Regions from separate parts of the Homo sapiens genome. Here all the other regions are linked to region 1. A link is an interaction called in ENCODE POLR2A ChIA-PET data of the cell type or tissue named here. Cell type or tissue: MCF 10A. All regions are shown on one strand.

Region 1 (5,000 bases):
GCAAGATGTGTGGCACTTCGAAGCCTTAATTGATACTTATGTATCACCTACACATACTTCTTTGTTAAATTTGTTCTTTTCATACAGTTGAATTCTAAAGAGAAAACCATTGTCTAAAGCCTGATGTTTATGATTTCTTCCATTTCTTCTGTGCCGGTTGTGGCACTATACCAGATACTTTAAAGATGTTATCATTGATGTTACTAAGGATTTCTGGCATTTTTTGAAGACCTTTACATTTACAAGTGTAGATTAGTGAGTCTAGGATTGGTTTCTTACCATGTTCCTTGGTGTTTAGCAAAGCCGTCAACATTGTGGGAAGTTTGTGTAGTGGCTGATTAAACTGGACCATGGACTGCACGTGTTTACACCCTTTTCTGCCCAACTTTGAGTTGGAGGGACAGCATTGGAATGCAGGGCAGCTTGACCCGTTCGGTCAACAAGAATTTCAGCAATCTTGATGGCCAAAAATAAACTTTTCAAGATTCCTGTCTAGATGGGCGGGAAAGAGACTTTGGATATATCTTGAGGTCTAATGTGGGGTGTGGGCCGAGATGTCACAGGTCTCTAGGGTGTTTCTCAGGCTGCTGCCTCCGGGTGCCCATGACCTCATCACCAGTTTCAGCCTTGGCAGTCGGCGCCGGTGAACGAGAGCAACGCTTCTGACCCTGCCGGAGCTCCTCGGAGATGAAAGCCATGACGCGCCTTGCAGAAAATGCATTCCGCCTTCCGTGGGAACAACGCCGAGGCACGCGGTGACAGCCGTGACCATGCTGTTTGCCCAGTGAAGGAAACAACTGTCGGGTATCGGCTCTGCCGGCCTTTCCAGCCGCACTCATGCATGGGGCTCACCCCATGATGTGCGTGGCTTGTCGAGGAGCAAGTGGACAAGTCTCTTAAGGAAAGCTTTGGTGCACAGGCGCTTTCTCCTTGGGGGCGAATTCTGCCAGACCTTGGATAAAAACAAACAGGAAGACTCGCACGGCAGCGGAAACTGTCTTCCAAGTTACTTGGGTTACCCGGCTTTTCCTTCCGCGCTTGGGGTCGGGACCCCGGCCGCTCGTCCCGCCCCCTCCCCCGCCGCGGCCCCGCCCCCTCCCCGCCTCGCCTCGCCTCGCCTCGTCCAGCCCCGCCCCCGCCGGGCCGGGCATGCTCAGTGGGCCGGGCCGGCAGGTTTGCGTGGCCGCTGAGTTGCCGGCGCCGGCTGAGCCAGCGGACGCCGCGTTCCTTGGCGGCCGCCGGTTCCCGGGAAGTTACGTGGCGAAGCCGGCTTCCGAGGAGACGCCGGGAGGCCACGGGTGCTGCTGACGGGCGGGCGACCGGGCGAGGCCGACGTGGCCGGGCTGCGAAAGCTGCGGGAGGCCGAGTGGGTGGCCGCGCTCGGAGGGAGGTGCCGGTCGGGCGCGCCCCGTGGAGAAGACCCGGGCGGGGCGGGCGCTTCCCGGACTTTTGTCCGAGTTGAATTCCCTCCCCCTGGGCCGGGCCCTTCCGGCCGCCCCCGCCCGTGCCCCGCTCGCTCTCGGGAGATGTTTATTTGGGCTGTGGCGTGAGGAGCGGGCGGGCCAGCGCCGCGGAGTTTCGGGTCCGAGGAGCCTCGCGCGGCGCTGGAGAGAGACAAGATGTCCGCCAGAGCTGCGGCCGCCAAGGTGAGCGCCTCCGCGGCCGCCAGGGCCAGACCGGGCCGACCGTCGCCGCCCGCCCACCGGCATCTGGCCCGCGTCCCGCCCTCCCTCGCTGGCGGCTGTCTGGGCCCCGGGGCGGCGGGGTGGGCAGGGCTGGCGCGGGGCCGCGGGCCGCGGGCCGCGGGCCGCGGGGAGCCCCTCGGGCGGGGGCGGCGCGGGCCGCACTGGGGGCGGCCGGGGAGGGGGCTGCGGGCGCCCGGCCGCCGTACTGGGCAGGTGCATAGCTGCCGGCGCCTGTGCCTGGCTGCGGCTCGCTGAGGGCGGGGACACGCAACAGGTCCCTCGCGGAGAAACTCGGCTCCAGTGAGGGTTCGGGGGCTGGAAGCCGGCTCTCAGCGGGTCGGGGCTTGGGGTGCCACCTCCTGCTGGCCGGGAGCTGCTGTCTTTGGAGGAGTGGTTGGTCCCCGGCGAAACCCTGTAGTTTCGATCTGATGTCACTCCCTGCGGTATGCGCACGCCAGCGATAAGGCTTTGAGACTGCAAAACACTCCACTCAGCCTGTGAGGCGTAGTAGGTCGGGTTTTCTTTCATGCTGTATTACTTATTTAAGGTAACTTTGAAAATAACCTCTTTAACATTTAATAATTTAACTTGAATTAAACTTTCACAAGTAATACAAAGTATTCCTACGAATGGACAATAAGATGAGCACTTAAAAATTAGTAAAGGCCGGTGAGTTCAGCCGAAAAAAGTAACGTTTTTCCTGTTACTTTTCCTATGTGCTCTGAAATATTATTGCATTTTCCCATTGCTTTGAAACTAACTTGTGTATTACATTAAAAAGCCAAAGTTCCTGAAAAACAGCTAGGATGCTCCTCCCATTTTGTATATTAATTTTTTCATCATAAAATAGTACTTGTTATTTCAAACAAAGGAATACAGAAATGTGAGGAGTAAAAAATCTCCCCTTTAAAGAATATCAATTCATTACTTCAAATAGTATCGAGATACTTGGGCAGGTAGTGGTTTTCTGTGTGTATTTTTGTTTGAAATGCTTACCCGTAACATCTGGGAGCAGGAATACTATGCCTCTGAAACTTTTGAACTCTCACAGAAGCTTGTTTGCTGGCTGGGAGAAGCTAGCGGTTACACTTATTAATGAATAGATTGTTTTAAGGGATATAGTATTCTTCGTTTAAGAAAAATTTAACTTGCACCTTTTGACCTTACATTGAGGAAGAACAATCTAAAGGTAAAACTTGATCCAGAGATTTAGGATAAAAGGCAACATTTTGCTTTGGTTTTAAAATAAGCTCCCATTATTTGTCTTTTCTGGGGCTTTCTTTCCTAGGAGGAAAGGCTTTGTTTCCGTATTACACAGAATGTCACTTTGTTCCTGAAGTGTGATCTCTGGTACTTAATATGCAAGACAACACACTTTTTAAGAGGTTATTTCAAGTATGGAGAGAAATACGTTTTCAATGGATTGCCACAGTAAGGTAGGAGGAGTACTTCTCCTGAATTATAGTATTGAGATTTGTATGGCATATTGAAAAGCATCACTCGTTAAATATTACGTTGTAGGGACTTTTTTGCATTGTAAACATTTGCGAGTAAAGGGCAAGTTGAAAGCTTTTTTTTAAGATGCTGTATTATGGAGCCACTTCAGAATTTTATATAGAGCAAAACAGGCCATAAATGAATAAGTGAAATGAAATAATATTCAGTGACCTGTTTCCGTAAGTCACATTTAATTTTTGAAGGTGATTAAAATGCTTACTAAGAGCCAGGCTGGACTCAGTGCTTTACATATGATGCGTTTGTTTTCCCCACCCTCCTTTCAGTTTGGAAAAAAAAAAAAAAAAAGGCAACATTAATTTGGAAGCTCGCTGTTACTGTTTTAGCATGATAGTTTGGGAAACTCTTGTCTAATAAGCCAGTGCTTTTGATTCGGTTTTCTTTATAATGGTTGAATAGTTTGTCATCCTATGAATATGCTGCTGTTTAGATTATCTTTGCTTTCTTGATAGACATTTGTTTCCAGGATTTTGTTCTTGGAATAGTAGCCTTTTTATATCTGTACACATATATTACTGTATATCAGATTCTTAAAAATGGAATTACCGAGGCAAAGGCTATGTGCAGTTTAAATTCTGATATATACTACTAAATGTTTCTCTAAAAAGACTACCTAGAAATAAATATAACAAATATTGGTGAGCTACTGGAATCTTAATGAAGGACATAAAGTGAGATCTGAATAAACGAGATGAAACAATGTATTTTCTGGATGGAGACAGTCACTGTTGTAGAATTTACTAATTTTCCCCAAGTCAGTGTCTTCTAGTGTTGTATTGTAGAAAACTTGACATATTGATAAGAAAACCTACATGATAAAATGATAGCGACAAAATTTTGGAAAAAGAAGGCCGTATCAGGAAACTTGTTAGAAATTCACAGTCATTTAAAGCAGCCCGTCAGTTCAGGAACCAGGGAGGTCCAGAAACATCTGTGCATTTATGGGCTTTTAGTAATTATGATCATCAGTATTATTGCATGTCAGGTATTGTTCTAAGTGCTCAATTTATTTAATTCTCACAGTAACCCTATGAAGTGAACTATTATCTCTACTTTTTGGTGAAGAAATTGAAACACAGAGATACGATAACTTTTAAGTTCATTTAGCCAGCAAGGTGGAAAACTACGAATATGTGGTAAAAAATAATATTGTAGACTATTGGAGAAAGTGGCTTGTTCAATGTATGGTGCTAGGACTATTGGTTATCCATTTTTTAAAAATGTTTTCTGCCTCATAGGCTAAAAAAAATCAAAGGAAATCTAAATGACAAAGAGCAATAAAAATTCTAAAATAGAAGAAAATGTAGAATACTACTTAAAAATATGTATGTACCTAGATTGAAAAGAATCCTCCGTGCATGATACTAAAGAAGTAATAAAGGCGGGTGGGTCACTTGAGGTCAGGAGTTCGAGGCCAGCCTGGCCAACATGGTGAAACCCCGTCTCTACTAAAAATACAAAAATTAGCCGGGCATGGTGGCGCGTGCCTATAATCCCAGCTACTTGGGAAGCTAAGGAAGGAGAATTGCTTGAACCTGGAAGGCGGAGGTTGCATTGAGCTGAGATCGGGGCCACTGCACTACAGCCTGGGCGACAAAGTGAGCTTCCGTCTCAAAAACAAAAAGTAATGAAGGAAAAAACGTGGCCGGGCGCGGTGTAATCCCAGCACTTTGTGAGGCCAGGAGGGGCGGATCACGACGTCAGGAGTTCAAGACCAGCCTGACCAACATGGTGAAACCCCGTCTCTACTAAAAATACAAAAAAAAAAAAAAAAAAATAGCCGGGCCTGGTGGCGAGCAC
Region 2 (5,000 bases), 85 kb after region 1:
AAGTGCTGGCATTATAGGCTTGAGCTGCCACACCCAACTGAGACCTGGAGTCTTAAGGACTTTGAGGAAATATTTAAAGAGGTTTCAGTACAATGGGTTTAGGAGAGGAATCTATGAGAATGCTTTTGACCTGGCTAGGATACCACTACAACCAAGGGGCTTGGACCATTTGTAGTAAAGCTGGTAAATAGTTTCATGGAGGGATCAAGGATGCCACCAGCCAGTGAGAGACCTCATCTGATTTCTCAGGCTCTTACTTTTATGACTAGCTGATGTTAGTTCCAGGTCAGGTAACCCAATCAGAAATGAATAAATAGTAAGTTCTGAAAGTTAAGGCGATCTCTTTAGTTGGCTTAAAGAGACTAGAAATCTCTCCTTCCTCAACACATTTCATTCATTTATTTGACTTTTTGTTGTTGTTGTTGTTATTGTTATCTATTAGTTTCTAATAATTTGGTTAGTATTACATAATAAAGAGTATAGGGATTTTTTTCTACACTTCTTGTCAGAATAGGTAAAATAGTGTATTTTCTTGCTAGGAATGTGAGAGTACTTATGAATCCCTAGAAGGGAAATATAGTGGGTAATTTTTAATTACAGTCTGTTTCTATCCAGTCAGTTCTTAGAAGGCATCCTTTAGTATTTGTTTTAAGGAATGTCACAAGGTTTCAACACTACACTGATGCTAGAGGTGGGTGTGTATGCATTATTTTTTTTTTCCATTCAGAGAACTAGAAAGGGACAGAATGGATATGGGGCTAATGTAGAAAGGCTGAATGACTATATGATTTGTATTGTAAAACTCAGAGGGGCAGCAGAGTAAGTGAACTACTCTGTGAACTACTGAAAGACTCCACCAACTGCAAAGTTTTTTTAAAAATCACTCTCTGTTACATGTAGAAATCACAATGCTTGGAGCCTTATTTTGAGTCCATCGTGTTAGGAAAATTAGCCAATTTATACTTCAATTTCTACCTTTATTTTAAAAAATTTGACTTTTCAGTTATTAATAGAAATGATGTGTGAATTGGGGTGGAAAAAATGGAAGATGTTTTTAGCCATTTGGAATGTACCATAACTCTTTGAGAGTTGAGAAAACATTGTTTTACAAAGTAATTTTATAAATTAGTTATGTAAAATAGTACTTGCATATTAAATTTGAATATTCCAAAACTGTTAATCAGAAAATAGTGTTATTAAGTCTGATTTGAATTCTAACACTAAATTTTATTTAGTAAAATAGTGGTATGAGAGAAGTTTTAGAAATGATGGTTCTTTATTTAATTCTGAATATAGTTTTCACTGTAGTGATTGCTATAACGTTTTAAGCTCTTCTTAACTGTTTCAAATGAAATATCTGTTTTAACAGGCCCAGCATGAAATTGGTAAAATTCAGAAAAGGAGATAGTGTGGGTTTGCGGCTGGCTGGTGGAAATGATGTTGGAATATTTGTAGCTGGCGTTCTAGAAGATAGCCCTGCAGCCAAGGAAGGCTTAGAGGAAGGTGATCAAATTCTCAGGGTATGTCAGTATTGCAACTTATGTGGGTTAAAAAGTATTTGGATCACCAGAAAAAGGTATCAAACAACAAGCTTACTATTGTAATTAGATTGTAATCTGTAAGCAGTCTCCATTGAGCCAGTTAAACTTTGAAAGTCAAAATCCATCAGGTCTACCTTATGCTGGACTTCTCACTTCCCATTCTTGTATCTTGCTCTTGTTTACTGCTATATTTTGTGTTAGTAAAGAATGTAACATTTCATTTCTACCACTCGTGTTCATGGAAATAAAAGAAAATAAGTCTTATATCCCGATGATAATATCTACCAGGTAGTCTTTGGAAGTTCAACTAAACATTCAGACTGGCAGGACTCTGCCATGGGCCACAACTTGGCAGCAAGCAACATCAAGTGTTCCTCTCCCATATGAGTCATCTTGAAGCAATCCACACAACCTCTGGGACCTTTTTAACCCCAGATAATGGCTCAGACACAGGGAGATGGAATTCACATCAAAGGCAAATGTGTAAGCTGCCTGGCTTTGAAACTTCATACTCCACAAGAGACAGGATTAGTTACACAAATCAGGAAAGCCCAGGTTAGATGCAGAGTATCAGTAGAGTCTATAGAGTCCTCCCTTCCTTCCCCATAAACGGTTTCACCTAGTGACATAGTACCATCTTAATCTGTCTCCTGTTTCTTTTTAAAATATCCAAACCTCCATTTGATTTGCTAGATTAAACTATGTCCCATTTTAATCAGAAGGTATCTGTCCATTGTGAGCTCCTACATTTATTCTGCTTCTCTACCACAAAGTCTTTGCCGTGGCCTCTCTATTCTGGTCTCTTTCTGTACTCAGCCTGCCTCTTGCCAGTGTCCTGGATTCAGCCTCCTGTCTGCTCCAGAATCTTGTAGCTTTGTTCACTTTCTTGTCTTTCTCTCTCCACTGGTTCTTCATCTATCTTCCACTGTCTTATTTGTCCTTTTTTGCTGTTTAACTTGTTGAAGGATGTGGTTGAGGCCCTTGCCTGTTTTCTTTTCAATCATTGTGGTCATACAGTTTTGCAGCCTGGCTTCCACCTTCACCACACTGAAGCTCAGTTTTCAATAAGCCATTGCTGAGTTAATGTCATCCTCAAGCCTCATTTTCCTTTATTTTTTAGCAGCGTTTTGACTGTCTTAATCTTTTTTGAAGTACTTTTTTCCTTAGATTCCATAATACTGCCATTCTGGTACATTTTTTTATTCTTTTCCTGCCTCTTTACTGATACTTTTAAAACTTGGAGAATGTTGGTAACTCTCTGCTTCTCTTGCTACACTGCCTCTTTCTTGGGTTTGGTTGCTCAAGTGAGCAGCTCGTAATCAAAGTCTTTTCACTTAGCAATTTCCTGAGCTCTGTCATTTTCTCATTGAATCCTCCTCCTTTTCCCTTCAAACTTAGCATGTCAAAAAGTCAAGGCATCATGGTGACTTCAGACCTATTTCCATCTGATCTGATATGGTCATTCTTTCTGATGATGTTTACATTGTTGTCAATCAAGTTAGGTCAAAAACATTTAAATACAACATGTATAATAACGTTCACTATACCAAGGAAAGTAAAGAGACCTATTTTCTTACCCATCTCTTAACCCTGTTTTGAAGTAATCAGGGCATACATTTTTTTAAACGTTTCTTTCTTTTTTTTTTTTTTTTTTCCTTGAGACAGCGCCTCACTGTCACCCAGGCTGGAATGCAGTGGTGTGATCACGGCTCACTGCAGCCTTAAACACCTAGGCTCAAACATTCTTCCCCTCAGCCTCCTGAGTAGCTGGGACCACAGGCATTAGCCACCACACGTGGCAAATTTTTGTATTTTTTGTAGAGGCAGGGTTTCACCACGTGGCCCAGACTGGTCTCAAATTCCTGGGTTCAAGCAGTCCACCTACTTTGGCCTCCCAGAGTGCTGGGATTACAGACATGAGTCACTGCGCCTGGCTAAAAAATGTTTCTTAATAGTTCACTTTTGTTTTGTATCATAAAAGTAAGTGGTGCGTGTCAGGTTTTTTTGTTTCTAGGGTTTTTTTTTTTCTTTTTTAATCTGGAAAATTTCCAAAAGGTGGAAAGAAGAAAACCTGCCTGTAATCCTGCACACAGTCACTGGTGACATTTTAATAAGTTCATTTTGGCATTTAGAAGCTTCTAATAGAAGTAAATATTAACTTGGCAAACACTGAGCCTGCATTACACAGATGCTCTTACAGGGTTGCTACAGTGCAGATTGTCTTTTTAGTCCCATTTTCTTTTGATTTTTTTTCTCAGCAACTTGTAAAAAGTTACCTTTTTTCATCTAAACTGGTTAAATTTTACACAGATCTTTAATGTCAGGACACACTGAATACTATTTAAATAAATTTATACCTTTAACTCACTTTATTTGTTTCTGTTTTTTTAAAATTAGAGTGTATTCTTTTCTCCAAAGTAAAATAAAGTTTTTGGTCTTAAAAGATGTGATATTTTCGGCCGGGTGTGGTGACTCATGCCTGTAGTCCCAGCACTTTAGGAGACCAAAGCGGGCGGATCACCTGAGGTCAGGAGTTTGAGACCAACCTGCCCAACATGGTGAAACCCCATCTCTACTAAAAATATAAAAAAATTAGCTGGGTGTGGTGGTGGGCACCTGCAATCCCAGCTACTCGGGAGGCTGAGGCAGGAGAATCACTTGAACCTGGGAGGTGGAGGTTGCAGTGAGCTGAGATCGTGCCATTGCACTCCAGCCTGGGCGACAGAGCGAGACTCTGTCTCAAAAAAAAAAAAAGATGTGATATTTTCAAATTAGGTAGACTGAGAGTATCTGTGTCCTGCGTATGTTATTTTCATATTCTTAAACAGCCAAGAATGATTTATGAAATCTTATTTATTAGGTAAACAACGTAGATTTTACAAATATCATAAGAGAAGAAGCCGTCCTTTTCCTGCTTGACCTCCCTAAAGGAGAAGAAGTGACCATATTGGCTCAGAAGAAGAAGGATGGTGAGATGCTGTCAGAAAATGGAGGAGATAAACCTGTAGAGTTTGAGGACTTACAAAGGGATTTATTCCATTTTTAAAAAATAAGTCACTCATAGTTGAGTGATGAATGAATTTGTTAATCTCAAAGAAAGTTATGTAATTCTAAGTCATTTAGGAGCACAGAATTTCAGATGATTCTCATTAGCAGAGCATGCTAATAGGACTAACCTTTATAGTATTCTAATTTAAATAAAATGCCATCCAACCCTTTACAAGTGATAGAAAGTGTTGATTTATTAGCCATCAGAACCATACAAAAGTATATATGAGCAGCTTTCAGATTTTGTACTGATGTTTCTAAGCAATACACTCAGATGTTTATTAGCATTAATTCAAGAGAAAACTCCATTTTTTCTGTGATACAATTTTCACTTAGAGCCAGGTTTCTCAGCCTTGGCACTGTTGACATTTTGGACCAAATAATGTGGTTTTAGGGGCTGTCCTGTGTATT
Region 3 (5,000 bases), 97 kb before region 1:
GAAATGCTAAATAAAAAGATCTTCTGTTCTCATGAACCACTTACAACTTGGGCTTTATTTTTACCTGTATGGAAAACATGAAAAGTAACAAGAAAAACATGTTTACGTTTGGTTTTGACCTAGCACTGGTCTCTGAAGCAGGCCCCAGTGAGAGTTCGTACTGTAACTAACAGGCTCTGTGACCCTGGGCAGGTTCCTTACCTGGCAGTGCCCCAGTTTCGGCATCTGTGCATGATGGTGGTACCTGTTCTGCCTCTCTTGCTTGTGAAAATGCACAGAAAGAGCAGTGTAAGTGTCAGATGTTGTGTCTGCCTAGATGGCTTCAGGGCCTGGACTTACCACCTTAGCACTCAACCACTTGCATCCTTTCTGTCTTCTGGGGTCCCATCTCTCTTGCAGAGTCTTGTGTCATCTCCCCCACTGGGAAGGGGAAAGAGGACTGGCCCAATAGGGCCCCAGCCATGTGGTAATTGGGGCTGCTTAGCCCTGCCATCTGCCTCCAGGCAGAGTTGTTTCCCAGAGGGTCCAGAAGAAATGAACAGGCTGGGAGCAAGAGAAAATCTTGTCCATTGGAGAATGCCTGTCAGGAGGCCAGGCTGATGAGGGCAGCTGGTCCTGAAGTCCCTCTGCCTAAGAGCTCTCTCTCCAGACCCCCAAAATGCCCAGGGCTCTCTCCCTCACTGCACTCAGGTCTCCAAGGTCACCTCTGGTCTTTCCAGTCTAGCACTCCACCTGGTTACACCCTATCCCTTTTCCCTGCTTATTTTCCTCATAGGACATTACCTAACAAGGTATATTTGTTTATCGTCCCTCTCCCGCCTTAGAATGAAAACTGCACCAGGACAGGAACTTTTGTTTTTTTCACCTCTGTTCCCAGCACTTAGAAGGGAAGAGTGCCTGATACATAATAGACAAAAAACACTGTTGTATGACTGCATGAATCAATCAGAAACAAAGCTACAGACCCATAGTGTGAGGCCAGAAGCTTTCATCTCCTGTGCCCTTGTGCCCACCAACCTAATGCCCTCTGGGCCTGCTGCCCCTGTTCCTGGGACTTTTCTGCTCCTCTCCTCTGATGGAGACCTTGTTTGCCTCTTTTTTGATTCATGATTTGCTTAGGTACAGAATTCTAGCTTAAAAGGTATTGTTCTCTGAATTTGAAAAACATTGTTCTACTCTAGCATCTGAATGTTGCTATTGAGACCTTTGATACTATTCTGTGTCCCAAACCTTTGCATGACCTGCTTTTTGCTCTGGAAGGTTTTAGCGTCTTTATTCCCGGCATGGTGACATTTCACCACGATGTGCCTTGTATGGTCTATTTTCATCTTTGCAAGCCTCTTGGAAGGCCCTTTGAATGTGGATACCAATATCGTTTTGGGAGGAAATATCTCCCGTAGTTTATTTGATAAACACCTTTCTTCTCTCTAGAAATCCTATAAATTTGCTGTTGGACCATCTTCATTGATTATTATCTTTTCTCTACTATGTTTGATCTCTCTTTTTACGCTATTTGCTGGGAAAGTTCTATGACTTTATTTTCCAACCCATCTAACCTTTTTTATTTATACTTTTTTTTTTTGAGATATGTTCTCACTCTGTCACCCAGGCAGGAGTGCAGTGGCACAATCTCAGCTTACTGCAGCCTCGACCTCCCCAGGCTTAGGTGATCCTCCCATCTCAGCCTCCCGAGTAGCTGGAACTACAGGCATGTGCCGCCACACCTGGCTAATTTTTTTGTAATTTTTTGTAATGATGGGGTTTCGCCACATTGCCCAGGCTGGTCTGGGACTCCTGAGCTCAAACAACCCACCCGCCTTGGTCCCCCACAGTACTCGGATTACAGGCGTGAGTCACTGCTCCTGGCCTATACCATTTTAATTTTCAAGAGCCCTTCCTCCTTATTTATTTTGGTTTCTGTCTTTAACGTTGGGAAGTTTTCCTAAAAAGTCCTCTGATCCTTAGTTATCTGTTCACATGTAAGAGTGAATCACTAGAAAGCAGGGATATAAAGATGTATTTGTACACCCAATTTCATAGCGGCGATATTCGCAATAGCCAAAAGGTGGAAGCAACCCAGGTGCCCACTGATGGATGAATGGATAAATAAAATGTGGTATATTCATACTATAGAGTGGTATTCAGCTTTAAAAAGGAAGGAAACTCTAACACATGCTACAACATGGATGGACCTTGAGGACATTATGCTGCGTGAAGTGAGTCAGTCATAAAAGGACAAATACTGGATGATTCTTCTTACATGAGGTACCTACAGTAGACAGAGTCATAGAGAAGAAAGTAGAATGGCAGGGGTTTGGGGGAAAGAGGGAGTGAGGAGTTAGTGTTTGATAAGTACAGAGTTTCAGTTTGGGAAGATGAAAAAGTCCCAGAGATGGATGGGGGTGACGGTTGCACAACAATGTGAGTATACTTAATGTCGCTGAACTGTTTATTTTAAAATGGCTAACATGGTAAATTTTATGTTATGTGTATTTTACCACCAGAAAACCCAGTGAGTCACTAGGAAGCAAATTGGAAGCTCTTGAGCAAGCCAGCTCTTTTCCTGGGAGAAACTGTCTCTGCAGGTCAGGGGAGAAAGTGTCTGTGCAGGATCTGGGGATCCAAGTGTTGCATATGCTGGCATTCATTCACTCCCCTGTTCTCAGCCCTACACCCACCCTACTATTCCCTTTGTGGTTGGGTCCTGCTCCCCTAAGCCTGGAGCCTGGGTTGCAGAGCAAATTTGTTTCTGTGTGGTCTTCCCCTCTGTAGCCTCTGCTATTTCTCATCCTATAACTACTTCTGTATTCATTTTCCATCTTCTGAAAAGTGTTGCATCTCTTGTTCACTTGGATCTTTTCTTCTTTGTGGCCTTATATATTGTTTTTGGCAGGGGTTCAGGAGGGAGAGGAGGTAATACACATGTACTATCCACCCTTTTAATTAGAAGTTAGCTTAGGTATTTTTAATAGTAGTGAGCATGTAATTATGGATATAGCACTTTAATCTTTTGAATCCACTCACATACAAATGAAAATTCAAAATGCTTATTTCAGCTAGCGATTCAGTTTATCTTATTGTACACATCAGTGCAGCCACCACCTAGGAGCTGTGATGAAGATGTGGAGTCGGCATCTAAAACCAGTGAGCTATAGACACCTTCAAGGTCGTATCCTTTTGTTTACAGCTGAGCTAGCATAGCTGTGTGTCCTGATAGGACGAGACAGTTCTTAAAGAAAGCAGAAAACAACAATAATGAATACTTTATGGACCTTAATCTTAAATGTCTTCTATCCTTGTCAATTCTCTAAAGGGGTTGAAAAATACACCATGAAAGGTGGTGGTGGAGGGGGGGTTCTGTGTGCGTATGTGCACACGTGCATGTGTGTGTATTGGCAGGTGGAAGAGTGGATTAAGGGTAGGGCTTGAAAGGAAATGGCTCTATGATGTCACAGCTCACTGTTTTGTAGTGGTTTATCCTAATTGTTTAGTTAATACTGTATAATGACATACTAAAATTAACTTGAGTTAGTTTTTAATCTAATTTATGATGAACATATATTAACATTTAGGTACATTTGCTCTATAAATGTGGGATCCATAAGAAAGAATCCCATCTTTGAATTGCAACCAAATATTTTAGAACAAGTAGGTCAGGTTGTATGGAGCTAATACAACTTGAGCAAAACTTCTAGGACTAGAGGAAATTGTGTTTGTGCAACAACGTTTGCGTAGGGCTTTAAAATTCATGAAGCTCTGGTAGTTTCCATTTTGGCTTTCTATTGTAGGAAGTAAATGTAATTTTAATAGTACCTTTTTTTTTCTTTTTTAATTAAGGATGATGTTAGCCTCCAGTGAATTAAATGTAAAGGAGCTCATTACCCATTCAGGAAATCCAGTTCTGTCTTCTCAAGTTGCTCTGTTATGTTGAATCCTGTGTGTAAAGATCAAGTGCCAACCCAGAGCATTTCATAGGGCTTCTGAGACCTTACAAAAATGCTAGAGATATATTATATACTAATATATTGATATTTTAAGACACTGAAGAAAGAGCTATGATCTTTTTTTTTTTTTTTTTTTGAGACAGAGTCTTGCTCTTGTCGCACAGGCTGGAGTACAGTGGCGCAATCTCACTGCAACCTCCACCTCCCGAGTTCAGGTGATTTTGCTGCCTCAGCCTCCCGAGTAACTGGGATTACAGGTGCCTGCCACCACGCCCGGCTAATTTTTGTATTTTTTGTAGAGGCGGGGTTTCACCATGTTGGCCAGGCTGGTCTGAAAATCCTGACCTCAGGTGATCCGCCCGCCTTGGCCTAGTAATGTTTTTATAACGTGGATTTTAAAGCATCAGTTTTAAAAAGAGGACAGCTCCTCCAACTGAATACATTTTTCAAAAAACATGAATAAAGTAATTATTCAATAAAAGGACAAGTTTCTTATCAAATTTAATTTCAGTAGTTACAACTTGAATGTTTTACTCTCTAGTATCTTACATTGCCATATACCAAAACAAAGAAAGTAGCTACATACTTTGCATTCAAATTTTAATTTTAAAAGTTTTTTGAAATGATCTTCAATATCTAAAATTTTGCAACTGGAATATAATTGATGACAAACACTAAGAAAGTGCTTTGCTAGAGCACTTCATATATTTATTCAGGCTCTAAATTCTTTTCTAGGTTGTATGAAATCTTACTGGGCAAACTGAAGGAAGATTTGGCAATGGTTAAGGTTTAAATCTTAGTATAAAATCCTTTTTAACAAGTAAAGCTAAATCTACATCACAGTAAATGAGATTGTATGGTTTGGAAATCATCTTTGATAAAGACCAGTAACAGAGCAATGATTTTCCAGTTGGAAGGGAGTTTAACTGGTAATGGGAGTGATGTTGGCTGACAGTGGGAGGTTGTTAAATTTATGTAGAAGAGGAATTGGGGAATCATTAGGTTTTTGGTTAATTCTTATAGTAGTTGGCCAGTAAACAGAATCTCAAAAAAAAT
Region 4 (5,000 bases), 74 kb after region 1:
TGGGTGACAGACCGAGACTCAGTCTCAAAAAAAAAAAAAAATTAGCCGGACACAGTGGCATGCTCCTGTAATCCCAGCTACTCAGGAGGCTGAGACAGGAGAATAACTTGAACCCAGGAGGCGGAGGTTGCAGTGAGCCGAGATTGCGTCACTGCACTCCAGCCTGGGTGACAGAGCGTGACTCCGTCTCAAAAACAAAGCACAAAAGAACCACAGATAGAAGGAGCAGCTACTCTCCTTGGTGCTGAGATAGAGTGCCAAAGGAAGAGGCTCCCACTCACTCATCCTCAGGGCTGAGATCTGGCCTTCTTGGAAAGGGAACAACGGTGCTCACTGAGTGGCCGAGAATTTGCTGTGGTATGTCACCAGACGAACTTGCATGGTATTTGTACTCCCATGTGCTGGGGAGGTATCTCATGGGAGACTTCACACAACAGAACCGTTTGAGAGAGTCTCTGGAGCAGGCTGCTGGCCACCGAGTACTTTAGGATGCTGGGCACTGCAGGAGCATGCTGAGGGGATGCACCTTCTCTCCTACAGCGTCTCCCCAGGACCCTGTACTGACCATGCTGCATGCCCTCTGCCTCTACTAAATGGCTCCAAACAGCTGCAATTTCACAACCAAAGTTTTTTACTTGAAACAGCATGTTACTCCTTGCTAATCTAATTGAGTGTGTATTAATCGGCTACACTGGTCACACATTTGATTGGGTAAGACCTAAAGTAGGCTCTGCTTAACAGTGAGTCCGTTCATGTGACCTATAAAATCTCTCTCAGAGACTCCTTTCCAGTCCATCTTTGTCAGCTGTCTTGTCTAGAGCTTTCAACTAGCTCATAGCCTCCAGATAACAAGGTCATTACCTTTAGATTAATACGTGCAAGTTAATACAAAAAAAAAAAAACAACAGAAACTCGTCTTACCCTTCTGGGGAAAAGCAAAAGTGCCCATAAGAGGATCTTGAGGTACCTTAAAATGCCCAAAGTTTCCTTCTAGGCTACCAGGAGCTGGAATACGTAAACATGAACCTGACTCCGAACACATAATTTTTATAGAAAGCTTTCCTCATAATAGCAAACGCGCGCGCGCACACACGCGCACACACACACACACACACACACACACACACATTTTTAAGCTTAAATATGGAGAGCCATTAGGATAGAATTATGTGAGGAAGGGCTGGGCATGGTGGCTTGCACCTGTAATCCAGCACTTTTGGAAGCCGAAGTAGGAGGATAACTTGAACCCAGAAGTTCGAGACTCGCCTGGGCAACATAGCGAAACCCCATCTCTACAACAAGTAGAAAAAGTTAGCAGGGTATGGTGGCACGCATCTGTAGTCCAGCTACTCTTGCAGGCTGAGGTGGGAGGATTGCTTGAGCCTGGGAGGTTGAGGCTGCAGTGAAGTATGATTGTGCCACTGCACTCCAGCCAGGGCAACATTGAGACCCTGACTCAAAAAAAAAAAAAAAAAAAAAAAAAAAAGAATTAGGAAGGTTTGGGAAAAATGTGATTCATTATCACAACCTCACAATTTCTTTCAATAATTGCCACTGATTGTTGACTAATTTCATGTGTAAATTCAGATTTTATCTTGACTTCATAGTCACATTTGCTTGTGAAAGAACATTTTAATGTTTGGAAAAGTTGATTATTTTATTTTGTGCTGTAACTCTAGATCTGCATAGTCCAACACCATAGCCAGTAGCCACATGTCACTGTTCAACATTTGAAATGTGGCCAGTCCAAATCGAGGTGTATTGTTAGTGTGAAATGCACATTGGATTTTGAAAACACAGTATGCAAAAAATGTAAAATACCTCATTAATAACTTAGATGATGAAATACTACTTTAGATACATTGAGTAATAAAATTTATAAATTGATTTCGCCTTATTTTATTTAACATGGATTCTAGAAAATTTTTAATTACGTAAGCAGCTCATTTTATAATTCTCTTAAACAGTACTGTTCTAGATCTTTATGTATTATTGAAAAATGCCTCCATCTTTTGGTAGATAATGGAAATGCACTAACAAAAGCTAATATTTCAAATATTAATTGTATGAAAAATTGAATAGAATGGTGTGAGTCCCATTTATGTGAAATGTTGTTTTGGAAGGCTAATTGCATTTAATGTTATAATGATTGTATCACAGGACAAAAAGGTAATTAGCAATGGGGTATGCAAATTGGCCAAAGATAAAAATACTCCCAGAAGTTTTGTGTGATATATGGAGCAAGAGCCCTACATGTATAGCCAATGACGACCTATCGTTTATCATTGAGGAGAGCATTTGAGTTAAAATATTGTAAGTTAAAATACCAAGATGGTAATGTCTGTTAATCACATTTTAATTTTTAGAAGTTTTGATCAGTTACAAGAAAGAAGAAAATTAATTGGAATTCTTACCTTTTCTAAACAAATTCTGCTTTGTACAGAGCAATAGAAATCTGTAGAACTATTAAAATTTTGTGGGTAACTCATTCTCTTTAAAAATACTCATTTTAACTTATTTTTTCACTTTTCTCTTTTTAAAAATAATTTTGTATTTATAATATATTAATCATATTTTTTAATGCAAACAATGCAGGGATAATTTACTATTTTGCACTTCCCTTTTAATCTGAGGAGCACAGCACAATTTGGGGATAGAGCTTAATTTTGTTGATTTATACTTAGCTAATTGTGATATTTTATTACACAAGTAATGGCTAAAAATTTTGATCTTTTACAATTTATTGTATTTATTTATTTATTTATTGAGACAAAGTCTCGCTGTCTTGCCCAGGCTGGAGTGCAGTGGCGCAATATCGGCTCACTGCAACCTCTGCCTCCCAGGTTTAAGCGATTCTTGTGCCTCAACCTCCGAAGTATCTGGGATTACAGGTGCGTGCCACCACACCCAACTAATTTTTGTTTTTTTAGTAGAGAGGGGTTTTCACCATGTTGGTCAGGCTGATCTCGAACTCCTGACCTCAGGTGATCCACCGACCTCGGCCTCCCAAAGTGCTGGGATTACAGGAGTGATGTTTCATGTTAAACATCATTTGCATATTTAACCGGCCAATCTTTTCCAATTTAAAAGTAGCTCATCCTTGTTTGAGCTAGAAAATATCTTGGCTTTTTTTTTTTTCCTAAAAGATTGTTCTACTTCAGTGCAGCTCATTAAGAATATACCAACTTAAAAGTAGAATACACCTCCACAGAATGGTTAAAAGAATACAAAAATAGAAACTATGCAAAGTACTTATTTTTTATTCCTTCAGGAAGACAACATAGAAAGAAACCTTTTCCTGAAAAGAGACTACTAATAATATACGTTAATAAAACCAAATTTTATGTTTAAAGTTAGTCTTTAAAAATAATTTTAAATATATTTTTTCAATCTTTATTATAATAAGTAAATTTTTGTAAAAGTTGAAATAGTAGAGATAACTGTAAAATTCCTCTTGGCTACTATTTTGGCTATTTTTCCCTCCAAGGTGAACCACTGTTGCTTATTTGGTATCTGTTGCTTGTCTGTACATGGGCATGTGCAAACATGTCTGTTTATATTTTAGAGAAAAGTTTTTAAATAGCTATATGGTATCCTGCTATATGTATTCTGTAATCTGTGTGTCTTATTTGGCATTTTGTTTTGAAGTTATTTTCTTTCTTTTTTTTTTTTTGAGACGGAGTCTCACTCTGTCGTCCAGGCTGGAGTGCAGTGGCTCCATCTGGGCTCACTGCAAGCTCCGCCTCCCGGGTTCACGCCATTCTCCTGCCTCAGCCTCCAGAGTAGCTGGGACTGCAGGCTCCCGCCACCACGCCCAGCCAATTTTTTTTGTATTTTTAGTAGAGACAGGGTTTCACCCGTAGCCAGGATGGTCTCGATCTTCTGACCTTGTGATCCGCCCGCCTCAGCCTCCCAAAGTGCTGGGATTACAGGCGTGAGCCACTGCGCCCAGCCGTTTTAAAGTTTTCATGTCTGTACATATCATTCTATTTCATTACACCTAATTTTAATAGTCTTTTACAAACAATGCATGCTTATTAGAACAAGTGAAATAGATCAAATCCACCAACTCCACTTCACCCCCAGTTCACCCCCAGTTCTCACTCTTCTTGAATTAAGCCATTCTCCAGACTCGTACTGACATTTGGTATCATATATAGGGTTTGGGTTTTTCTTTTAATAATTAAGAGATCAGGATTTGAATTATTACTCAGCTAAATTATTTCAGTTGAACAATACAAGGTGAACATCCAGTTTATTCTTTTGATAAGAAACTTTCCGTATTATGGACATCTTGTTTCTAGGTATTTGCCTGCGAAAACATGGCAGTAAGCACCTTCGTACCTGATTTCATGTACTGTGCTGGTGCATTTTATTTCTAAAGTCCTTAAAGAGTGTGTTTGTGTTGTTCAAAATTTTTAATGGCTAGTACCAGATTACTGATATAGCTGTGTTTCAAATGTAAGTCTTTATAATATCTTTTCCTGTGCAAGTAAAAGTTTTTAATCTTGTCAGATATTTTTATCTTGCCTTTATGGCTTCCGAATTTCTATCCTACTTGCAAAGGCTTCCCCCAGTCTAAAGTTTTAGAATGTTTAATGTTCTTGTTACTGGTGTTATTTTTTCCCTTTCATTTCCATCTGATTGTTGACGATATTGACAAAAGATTTTTTTATGTAATTAAAATTATCTTAATTCAGGAAATTTTTCAGTAGTCTTTAATATTCATTAAGTTTTTTTTTTTTTTTCAATATTTTGGGACCATTAGCTCGTGATTATACTACCTGGGTCTTCAAAATCAGAGTGAATAACAGTAGTGTTCACAGGTATCACTGTCCTGTTACTGAGTTTGGTGTAAATAGTGTAAATACATTCAGCATTTCACTATTTGATAGGATGTTTGCTCTTGGTTTTAGAAAATAGTTTCTTTCATAATTATATTGCTTATTTCAGTTTTTGTTTAGGAATGACTGCAAATTTTCTCATGCCAGTTTGATATT
Region 5 (5,000 bases), 64 kb after region 1:
GTTAATTAACTTGGTCTCGGTCATCATTTGAATATGTATATCAAAACATCACTGTTGTACACCTTTAATAGATACAATGTTTATTTGTCAATTGGACCTCAGTAAAGCTGGAAAGAAAAAGTAAATTTGGGTCTAGATCTGAAGAGATGATTTAGGATTAGAGATGTTGAATTGAGACTTAACTTGCATAGAGGTGTTAGCTGAAGCCATAGAAGTCACTAAAATTGCTAAGAGAAACAGTTTGGAAAGAAGGCAGAGAACTGGATAACAGGGAGCACGTTCTTTTAGGAAGGTGAAGAGGCGAGGGAGAAGTAAGAAAAGGGAGGCGTACCTAGCCAGGAGAGAGCTTTTTTAAAGTTTGTAAAAAACCGCAGTGACAGTGGTAGTTAAAACTGTAAAGTGTTTCGCATTCTACTAAAATGGGAACTAGTAAGAGAAGAGGATAACTTGTAAGAGCTATGAATGTGGTTGCTAATTCGTATCTACTGTAGTTTTTATGTATTTGTGAAGCTGATTATTTCTAAATTTCAAACCTAGATTTATAAATTATGAGAACCCTGGTGTTTATTTTAAGGATGTAATGATTTTTTAAAGGAATATTATGGCATGTTACGTGTAAAGTTGGCTTATCTTATAACTGATGATGATTTTTAATTGCTGCAGTTAATATATTCTAAAAATCTTCCTGGCACAGCATAGATTGTTATCAGGAAAAGGATTACTGCCGCAACACATACACACACACAGTGATATAGCACCTTTGATGATTCACGGGAGCAGCTGTAATTTTAACATCTATTTCTCAGCTAGAAACCATGCTTAAGTAATTTGGACATGATTTCCCCTTTTAAATAACGCAATCTGAATCAAAATCTCAAATGTTGGGCCATTAGTTTAGATTGTAAAAAATTTTCAATCTTAGAAAATTCTTTTTGATGTCCACTTTCTTCATTTAGAGTTCCTCAGCACTTAGAATCTGTAACCTTAACTTAAAAGTGGAGGGTTTTTCCCCCCTAAAATTACTATTTTTGTGTTATATTGTGATTTTTTTTTCTCCTAGGTATCTTAAGTATTTTCATGGGTAGCACCAGTAATATGGGAGCTTTTAAAAATACAAACTTCTGGGGCTTGCTTTCAGCTGATCTGAGACGGAAGCAGGCAATACATTTGACCCTCGAACAACCTGGGGTTTAGGGGGGACCAAAACCTCCCTCTCACCCCCGACACACAGTCAAAAATCCACCTGTGATTTTTAACTTCCCAAAAACTTAACTATTAATAGCCTACTGTTGAGTGGAAGCTTACTGATAACATAAACAGTACAAAGTTTGTAGGTTAGATGTATTATATTCAGTATTCTTAAAGTAAGCTAAAGAAAAGAAAGTGTTAATAAGAAAATCATAAGAGAAAATACATTTACTGTTCATTAGGTGAAAGTGGATCATCATAAAGGTCTTCATCCTCGTTTTCCTTCACTGCTCATTTCCTTCATCCTTGTTTTCACATTTAGTCGTCTGAGGAATAGGAGAGGTTGGTCTTTCTGTATCATGGGTGGCAGAGGTGGAAGAAAATTCGAGTGTAAGTGGACCCACACAGTTAAATCTCATGCTCTTCAAGGGTCAACTGTATTTTTTTGTTTTTAAGCTCCTGGCATCTTTCTCTTATGTGCACTGCTAGATGTGGGAACTAATGGTTAGAAAGTATAGTGTATAAAAGAAAAGGTAACTTCAACTACAGAAGGAAAAATCTCTTCAGGTTCTTTTCATATTTTTTGTGGTGAGAATTTAATTCCTGAAAATTTAGTAATCTGCCTACAGACAAGATATAAATAGTACCAGTTGCTTAAAGGTTTCATTTCCACCCCAAAGTTGAATCTTCAAATCCTGTAACTGTGGAGTTTTAATTTAGAGCATTCCCTGCATTTTGAGAAACAACTTAGATACATTATAAGAGTAAAATGCTAGTGTAAAAAAACACTAAAGGACTTCCATATATAGTCTTTTGTTTTTTTTATTTAATTTTGGCTGTATAAGTGTCTTTTTGTTTTACAAATTGTATGTAAATTATCTTTAAAGAAGTGATAAAAAAATGACCTGGTCTCTGTGAGAAAGGTTTCACTTGAGTGTAAAAGGAAGTCTGTCTTGGCAAACATCAGCCCTGCCCTGTTCTCTTCCTAGATTTCTGAATACTTTTGTATATTTTTAGGATGTGCGATTATCTGCTGAGAATAATAACCTCTTCATCTTCATTTTGTGAGAAGTGATAGAATATAGTGAATTCTTAGGGCTTTGGAGCCGGACTTCCTGGGTTCATGTCCCAGCCTGCCTTTGGTTACTTGCATAACCTTGAAACCTCTGTGTTTCAGCATCCCCATATGCAGTGAAGCAGGCAGGTCATACGTTACAGAATGGTGAGAAATTAGTTATTACAATACCTGGCACATGTGTTCGCTACTGTAATTATTATGGTGATTCATAGTAGTAATAATAGTATCATAAGTTAGAATTTCCAAATGTGCTTTCTTATCTGCTTGTATTTAACCATTTTCTGAGATTTCCTCATTCTATATAGTTAAGCAAACTAAAATTGAGAGGTTGCAATAAAGTCCAGGGTTATGTTGTTGACCTGGGATTGGGGCCAGGATTAAAACTGTTGGCTCTTTGACCCAAATCTTTGACCTTACTGGTGTAGAGAAAGAAATTTCATAGCTTAATTACTACTTAATCTTCAGGAAACTAAAATCTACCAGCGTTCCATTGTTGTCATGACCTACTTATGTTCCTCTGTGTGATATTCTTTTCTTAGAGAGCAAACATATGGAGAGAATTCTGAGAAAAACACACAAGCTTGTTCTTCATTATAATTAGATGAACAAAGTATCCTCACTGTTGTCTAGAACTGGAGTTGGCAGACTGCACTGTGTGGGCTAAATCCAGCCTCCTCCTTTTGTAAAGTTTTATTGGAAACCCATTCCACAATGGCATAATCAAGAAGTTATAAGAGAGACTATATGGCCAAGGGAGTCAATTACAGAAAAAGTTTCCAAATGCTTTGTCTGGAATGTTAAAATAGTTTTGTTTTTAAATTCAAAAAATACATATACATAGGGAAAATAATTACAGTGGTTTTCTTATAACTTGATGCTTGTTGCTGGGCTTGTTTGCTTTGTTTTGTATTTCACTTAGTATTGTTGCAGAGCCCAGTCTGGGCCAAGACTTGGGCTGTAGGAGCTGGGAATACTGAGAGAGCCCACAGTTGATGGTGACACTTTGCTTCTTGGTGATTACTGAGTGGGTATCATTGAAAAGAGATTTCACTGATCTTCCTGTAGTCCCTGCATAAGTAGAGAGTATTTGATTTGCAGGGTATGATCTAGGCCTCTGCTTGGTTAGATTGTATTCTTCCTCATATTTACAGCTATTTTAACAGACCCATTTTATGTTTCCCTCTAACATTGTATGTTAGAGGGAACAACAGGTGTTTACCTTTTTTATTCTATAAATTTTTATAAAAGTGAGCATGATTAGTCATAAGCAGGTACAATATTGAAAAAATTCTATTACAGTAAAAGTTCAGACTAACAGGATGAAATTGAAATGTGGGAAATTTGGATTGTCAAGATTTACATTTGGCATTCTACCCATTTACATTTGTTACACTCATTCCCTGAAACCAACAGAGTTCATCTAAGGCCTAAACTGTTTTCTAAAGTGTTTGGGGAATGTGTTTTCACAAATAGAAAAACAGTCCAGTTTATATTTAGCAAATCCATTTTACGAAAATGGTTAGTTCTGAGAAACTTAAAAGCAGTGTTTTCAGAAGATTGAAACTTTGTAACAGTTATTTAATCTCTTCATTCATTGTTCCTCCTGAGAAATGCCTCTACTGAATTCTAAAGTAAAAGGTGTGTCAGCATTGATACAGCTTATGATACAGCAAATACATGACAGTAAAATTGAATTTTCTGAATCAGAAATTTTTAGCCTAAATTCACGTTTGGCCAAGTTAAGATCATATATTTGGGATCAAAACCTCTTATCTATACAATCCACTCCATATTAGGAGTTTTCCAAGAGTGCTGAGTAAGTCCAAATAAACATGCAGGTAGAGCATATAATGTGCAGTCACGTGTCACTTGATGGGGATACCTTCTGAGAAATGCATCCTTGTGTGAACATCATAGAGTGTACTTACACAAACCTAGGTGGTAGAGCCTGCCACACACCCAGGCTATATGGTGTAGCCTATTGCTCCTAGGCTACAAACCTGTACAGCAGGTTACTGTACCAAATACTGTAGGCAGTTGAAACAGCAGTTAGCATTTGTGTATCTTAAACGTAGGAAAGGACAGTACAACTACAGTATTTTAATCTTCAGGGACCACTATTGTCTGTGGGGTCCATTGTTGATTAAAATATCCTTATGTGGTCTTAGCTTTTAAATTAAAGATCTAGTTTTTTATTTACACACCTTTTCCTCTACCTTCCATAATTGTTTTCGTCAGCATTTGAGAACTATAAATATTATTTCATCTTACTGTATATAGTTTCTGTCACATATTGCTTAATTTTCTCTGAAACTTACATACAGGTTGAGCGTAGGTAATCTGAAAGTGCAAAATCCAAAATGCTCCAAAATCCAAAACTTGAGTGCCAACATGACGCTCAAGGGAAATGCATTTCAGACTTTGCATTTTCAGATTAGGGCTGCTCAATGGGTAACCAGTATGATGCACATATTCCAAAATCCGAAATCCAAAACAGTTCTGGTCCCAAGCATTTTAGGCAAGGGATGCTTAACCTGTGCAACTTTGCCAATAGGCTAAAAATTATTGTTGAAACATCCTAATATTGATGAGCATTTTTTTTTCTATTTCAAATGTGGAGAGGTAACGATCTTCTGACTAGTGAATTTCTTTTTAATTTTTTTGACTTTTAGGTTTAGGGGTACATATGCAGGTTTGTTACGTAGGTAAACATGTGTCATCGTGTTTTGTACGT

The links. ChIA-PET counts read pairs that join two places held together with the same protein. Peaks named below come from ENCODE experiments on the same cell type or tissue, not always from the same donor. Only the 100,000 strongest peaks of a DNase experiment are listed, where the experiment ranks them.
Region 2: POLR2A ChIA-PET joins it to region 1 with 15 read pairs; 5 of 35 experiments call an interaction of 5 or more read pairs at or near these places.
Region 3: POLR2A ChIA-PET joins it to region 1 with 16 read pairs; 15 of 35 experiments call an interaction of 5 or more read pairs at or near these places.
Region 4: POLR2A ChIA-PET joins it to region 1 with 36 read pairs; 6 of 35 experiments call an interaction of 5 or more read pairs at or near these places.
Region 5: POLR2A ChIA-PET joins it to region 1 with 17 read pairs; 6 of 35 experiments call an interaction of 5 or more read pairs at or near these places.

Annotation. Positions count from the first base shown.
Region 1 is chr15:29,818,648-29,823,647 of GRCh38, reverse strand. TJP1 (tight junction protein 1) reads left to right here and starts at 1,180. Exons shown (of 28, transcript NM_001330239.4): 1 at 1,180-1,646. The coding sequence starts at 1,620. In MCF 10A, no CTCF peak of the experiment used is centred here; DNase peaks (open chromatin) are centred at 757, 1,147, 1,487 and 2,087.
Region 2 is chr15:29,733,784-29,738,783 of GRCh38, reverse strand. TJP1 (tight junction protein 1) reads left to right here. Exons shown (of 28, transcript NM_001330239.4): 11 at 1,370-1,520; 12 at 4,402-4,510. Among named protein-coding and RNA genes, the nearest start is that of LCIIAR, 61 kb to the right of the region's middle. In MCF 10A, no CTCF peak of the experiment used is centred here; DNase peaks (open chromatin) are centred at 1,953 and 3,453.
Region 3 is chr15:29,915,321-29,920,320 of GRCh38, reverse strand. It overlaps a transcript of TJP1 not described here. Among named protein-coding and RNA genes, the nearest start is that of TJP1, 95 kb to the right of the region's middle. In MCF 10A, no CTCF peak of the experiment used is centred here; a DNase peak (open chromatin) is centred at 2,520.
Region 4 is chr15:29,745,051-29,750,050 of GRCh38, reverse strand. The region is part of intron 8 of TJP1 (tight junction protein 1); the gene reads left to right. Among named protein-coding and RNA genes, the nearest start is that of LCIIAR, 73 kb to the right of the region's middle. In MCF 10A, a CTCF peak has its summit at 2,009 (motif pointing left); no DNase peak of the experiment used is centred here.
Region 5 is chr15:29,754,445-29,759,444 of GRCh38, reverse strand. The region is part of intron 8 of TJP1 (tight junction protein 1); the gene reads left to right. Among named protein-coding and RNA genes, the nearest start is that of TJP1, 66 kb to the left of the region's middle. In MCF 10A, no CTCF peak of the experiment used is centred here; a DNase peak (open chromatin) is centred at 2,354.